Linked DNA regions of Homo sapiens: region 2 is linked to region 1. The links are chromatin contacts, found by Hi-C or POLR2A ChIA-PET in ENCODE. All regions are on one chromosome and are shown on one strand. The core of a region is the stretch at or near the end of the contact, and the rest is flanking DNA. Distances in the headings are between cores, read along the strand shown.

Region 1 (2,700 bases), core at 128-2,627:
GCTCCTCATCTTCTCTCAACTGCTTGCAGATTAATTTTGCCTACCTAAAATTCATGTTTTCTCAATGTTTATTAAATAAAATTCCAGTGTCTCAGCTGCTGGAGGTGCTCCACCCAAAGGCACCAAGTTATCTTTTATATTTAATGCCATCTTCTCCTCTTGACAATCGTAAAAGGGGACTATACACTCTAATATGAACCCTCTCCTTAATTCTTTGCTCTTGTTCTTTCTGTAAATGCTGTGGGCCCCAATCCCACCCATCCTTTAGGACCTATCTTAAATGCCACCACCCCTGCAAAGATTTTCCTCCTGACCTCCTTTTTCCTCTACCAGACCTGTTGTTTCTCCTTTTAGGTGGCTCACTGAACTTTGTATCCCTCGTGTTATTTAATCATAATCGGTTTATTTAAACATAGCATGTGTGTACTTAACCTTATCATTCCCGCATTTTTTGCTAGTTGGACTTGAACAAATAGTTGTATAAATCCATTGGAAAAAAGTATTCAAGATAGGAAAGGCCAAAATTACTGTGTTAGTTTATCAGATAGTGTAAAGCTATGCAGAATTTTAAAAGTTATATCTACATATACTACAGCACCTACATGTTTGTGTATTATTTTGCTAAGATGGCTTTGTTCTAGTATTGAAGGATACAGAAGTGTGGCATTACTTTTTATTCATGGCTGCACCTAAAACATTATTTGCGTCCCAGCAGATAATTTGAGAACATAAAAATGCTCCAACATCTCTTTCAGTTCGGGATGTTGCCTAAAACCGTCGACAAACGCTATGTTTGAGAAGGGAGGCTACGCTGGGGCGCCGGAGGAGACAGGCCCTTAAGAACCTTCCAGAGATGCCTTAACTGGGCTAACAGCTCGCCGCGCCGGGGCAGGCAGAGGGGTGCGGGGCGCGCTCCTTCCAGGACTTGCCAGTCCCCAAGAACCAGGCCAACCGGTTCCCTCCACTGACTCCCGCCTCCCTCTGCAGGCCCAGCCCTGCGCCGCGCGCCCTCTCCCCGGGCGCCCAGGCCCGGCGGGGGCCTAGAGGGCAGGGATGGCCCGGGCGAGGGACGGGGTCCCGGAGGCGGGAGGCGGGAGGCGGGAGGCGGGAAGCGGGAGGCTGGAAGCCGCGCGCTGTCGGGGTTTCCCGGTGAAGGGCAGGCAAACAACCGGTCGGTCTGGGCGGAGCCGGGCGGGCGGGGCGAGGGCGGAGGGCGGAGGGCGCATTGCCTCATCCTGTACATTTTACTGGAAATCGGACGCATCCGGAGGAGGGGCTGGGAGGCGGCCCGGGCACCGCCAATGGCCGGGCCGGGCGCCGGGGAGGTCGGCGAGCGCTGCGGCCCGTTAAATACCCTGGCAGTCCCGCGCCGCGCCCGTACTGGCCCGCGCCGTCCGCCCGCCGACAGCTCCCTGAGCCAGCCCGGGAGGCAGCCGCGCGCAGCGAGCCGGTGGCGCAGGTGTCGGGGTCCTCGAGCGCCCAGCCTGGGAGCATGATTGTGGACAAGCTGCTGGACGACAGCCGCGGCGGAGAGGGGCTGCGGGACGCGGCGGGCGGCTGCGGCCTCATGACCAGCCCGCTCAACCTGAGCTACTTCTACGGCGCGTCGCCGCCCGCCGCCGCCCCGGGCGCCTGCGACGCCAGCTGCTCGGTCTTGGGCCCCTCGGCGCCCGGCTCGCCCGGCTCCGACTCCTCCGACTTCTCCTCTGCCTCGTCGGTGTCCTCCTGCGGCGCCGTGGAGTCCCGGTCGAGAGGCGGCGCCCGCGCCGAGCGCCAGCCAGGTACCCGCCGGCCCCGCACCGCTGCGTACTCGGGGCGCGCACGCCTAGGAGGTTGGGAGCGGGACTCCCCAGATGGAGGGTGGCCCCTGCGCCCTCCTTAGAGCTAGGACGTACGCACCTTAGCCATCAATTACCACTCCCCGCCTTGCCCGGGCCGGGCGCCTGCCTGACCTACACGCCCTTCGCCGGCCCGCGGAACCGGCTCCCTCCCGCGGGCCTCGGGGGGGCTTCAGAAACCGCTCGGCCGAGCTCTGACTGCCGGGCGAGTGACCAGGAGATCGCTCGCTCTCTAAGAAGCAGCTTTGTTGAGTCATAATTAATAAACTATGATGAGATTTGGGGTCTGATGTAGGTGTAATTTTCTTCTTGTGAATATTTTAGTGGAAAGCTGTAGCAGAGGATAAGGGTTTGGGAATAGCGTTAAAGGTCATGACTTATTTCTCAGTTTTTATGGAATTTTTCAGTAAAAAGACTTGACCGTCAAAGAAAAGGAAACTGCTGTTATCAAGGTGAAGCCGGGCTGAAAACCAACTCAAGTTATGCCTTTAGTTTGGCGAGTTTCGGAAGTCTGCCCGGAATTTTTGCGGTCTTGTTTTTGTTGTGTGTGCCTTAAAAAAAATGGATAAGCCATATCTAGCAGAGAAAGACGTAATGTTATCTTTCATGGGCTGCGAATTGGTTTCCTTTCTTAGTGAACCGAGTTGCATAATTTGGGGGAAAACAGGATGCCCCTGTGGGTAGGCTAGAAAAACGCCTCGATAATTGAACGTTGAGAGTAATTAGCATGATTTTAAAGAACGTCTCTTTCCGGTGTTTCCCACTCTTAGCCACTCCTGTTTTGGTTGTCATTTATTTTAAAAAGTGATATCTCATTTTCATTTTAAGTCATTTAAAATCATGCGAAAAGCGATTTAAACCA
Region 2 (2,700 bases), core at 147-2,646, 120 kb after region 1:
GATGATATTCATCCTGGTTTGTCCAGGAACAATCCCAGTTTATGCCCATTGTCACAGTATAATTATTGATAATGCCCCCTTCTACTTTCAAAGCATTCTGGTTTAATGATGAGTTAAATGATTGCCCTACTTAGAGTGTTTTCATAACACTTAGACCTGCCTCTATCACTGCATGATTCACAATGTACTATGTTATTGTATTTTAATTGTTTTTTGGATTTGTCTCCTTGGTGGGATTTAGGGTAGTCACTGGGAATGATTTTCTTCATTTCTGCAGACTCCACCATATATACCTGGCATTGGGAGGAGCTCAGTCATGCTGCTTGGACATGGGAATGTTTTTGAAACCTTGCTTCTTTCATTTTGTGCATAGCAGGTGTTCAATAAATCATTTTTAATTGAAGTAGATAGCTGTCTATTATGAAAATGAGAAATGAACTTGACAAGAACACTGCTTCTTCTCTCTGCCCTCCTTTATTTGTCATCATTAGCTCAGAGATCTCATTTTACCTCCAGATTTGTGAGTCATTTCTTCCTCTTGCCTCACCCATAGCTATTTTAATTCTTTGAAAACTGGAGTTAGTTATCCTTTTCAAGCCTCCAGTGAGTGCTGCGGTGACCTGATTTCCAGTTGCTGGGTGCTTGCTTTGGGCAAGTGTACCTCCACGATTGAAATCTTCCCTCCACCCCGAGCTCCTGAGGCTCTCTCCACTCTGTCATCTGTTTCAGAAGCAGTTTTTGTACCACCTTGCTTTTACCTTTGAGGCCATACCCACTGTTGGTTACTTCATCCTGTGGCTATGTCTATACAAGTGAAATTAAGTGCATAATGAAGTCAATGGTGGGTTTAATTCAGGCCACTTTTGCCTGACACTTCTTTCTTTTGCTGTCAGCTCATCACCTCAGCACCCCCAACCCACTTATTGTTTGGAGGCTGGGATCTGCTATGCCACAGGAGTATTTTCTGAGCCTTGTCATTTACTTCAAATGATGGAAGACATTTTCTTTCTTCAGGAATTATGAGACCTAATCCACCTGGATTTAGCAAATGGGTTGTTCTTCCTGCTGGTTGCTAAAAACCATCACGTATTCAGTTTTCGACAAACAATTGTTGAGAACTTACTAGGTACAAGCAATAATACCAACACAATTATTGTCTTCAGGGAGTTCTCTAGAGGCTGCGGGCGTGCACTGCTCAAATCCACTTGCGTGAGAAGCTCATGAGGAGGGTAGTTAGCTGACAGTTTCCAGCTGCGGCCCCTCTGGCTCTGCCCCTGCATTCACGCTGACAAGTCACAGACTTCTGGGGATTCTTCTAGCTAGTAACTGAATGTGGTAGTTGTATGGTACCATGGTCAGGCTATTTCTGGCTGGCATGGGACTCCTCTAATGAGGAGTCTTTGCTTGAGGCCTCCTGGTCGGCCTGGCTCAGACTCAGTGCTGCAATGCCGTCTGACTCCTACTACCCAGTCCTCCTCCTTCCCTCCTATTCTGAAGGCCCTCCCTGCCCATGCTGGTTGCCCCTCCCCAAATCCTTCACAGGCGTTTCTCCCAAGAAATCTCCTGCATGACTAATTTTGTCTTGGCATCTTGTTCGTAGAAGAGTTGAGCTGACACAAGTTTCCAGTCCAGTATTGTAGATTAAACATGTGCACAAAGAACACAGCATACTCTTCATTATATTCCTCTCCAACATTAAGTGGTGAGATTAAAGTACAACAGGGACAGGTAATCTTAGATTGCGAAAAGAGGTATATTTTATATTTACCATAGTCTGTCATTTCCGAGAAGGCAAAGACCATGACCAACATAATTATTTGTTCAGGTGAACAGTTCTTTGTTCACTTGTCATGGGTGATAAGTAAAAGCACTTAAGAGAAGAAGAATAATAATAGTTGTGTAATTGTAATAATAATAATAATAATAATAATAATTTATTGAGGGCCCTGTCTCTGCCAGGCATTAGGTACTTTGTGTATCTTTTTTTCCAGTCTTCATAACAACCAAGCAAAGAAGGTATTGCTGTCATCCTCATTTTGCAGAAGAGGAAAGTGAAAAATGAAAGAGGTTAAATAGATTGCTCAAGGTTGTCCGGACGCAGTGGCTCACACCTGTAATCCCAGCACTTTGGGAGGCCGAGGTGGGAGGATCACCTGAGGTCAGGAGTTCAAGACCAGCCTGGCCAACATGGTGAAACCCCATCTCTACTGAAAATACAAAAATTAGCCAGGCATGGTGGCGCATGCCTGTAATCTCAGCTACTCAAGAGGCTGAGGCAGGAGAATTGCTTGAACCCGGGAGGTGGACGTTGCAGTGAATTGAGATTGCACCACTGTACTCCAGCCTGTGCAACACCACGCCTGGCTTAATTTTTGTATTTTTAGTAAAGATGGGGTTTTGCCATGTCGGCCGGGCTGGTCTCACACTCCTGACCTCAGGTGATCTGCCCACCTCTGCCTCAGATTATTCTTTTTCCTGTCTTAGAAAAAAAAAAAAAAAGATTGCTCAAGGTCACCCTGAAGCTAGTGAGTGGCTGTGCCAGGGTTTGGGTTTGTGAAGCTCTGATGCTCTTGAATTTCCCATGATACCATGCTCTGTCTTTAGGGTGATCTTCAGACTTAGGCCACATGGTAATCAGTCTGGGGAATTTGAGGAATATCCCTCCCAATGGGCTAGGGAGTCTATAGCCTAGACCAGATC

The links. Hi-C counts contacts between places; a loop is a spot of excess contacts on that map. ChIA-PET counts read pairs that join two places held with the same protein, here RNA polymerase II (POLR2A). Pooled maps may share reads with other maps.
Region 2: a pooled map shows a loop between it and region 1 (5-fold over the local background). The contact joins the enhancer-like site here to the promoter of NFKBIZ in region 1. A Hi-C loop is called at or near these places in 5 of 37 single-sample maps with no recorded cell type and 9 of 50 pooled maps. POLR2A ChIA-PET finds 5 or more read pairs at or near these places in 15 of 52 experiments (A549, AG04449, AG04450 and 12 more).

What each region holds. Positions count from the first base shown.
Region 1 is chr3:101,848,137-101,850,836 of GRCh38, forward strand. NFKBIZ (NFKB inhibitor zeta) reads left to right here and starts at 1,378. Exons shown (of 12, transcript NM_031419.4): 1 at 1,378-1,781. The coding sequence starts at 1,493. RefSeq lists enhancers at 437-1,274, 1,069-1,363 and silencers at 857-2,056, 1,105-1,276.
Region 2 is chr3:101,963,540-101,966,239 of GRCh38, forward strand. All of the region lies in intron 2 of RDUR (RIG-I dependent antiviral response regulator RNA), which reads left to right. Among named protein-coding and RNA genes, the nearest start is that of RDUR, 24 kb to the left of the region's middle. Within about 2 kb of position 1,397, at least 3 of the 41 ENCODE cell types and tissues checked have a DNase peak (open chromatin) inside an H3K27ac peak, as active enhancers do.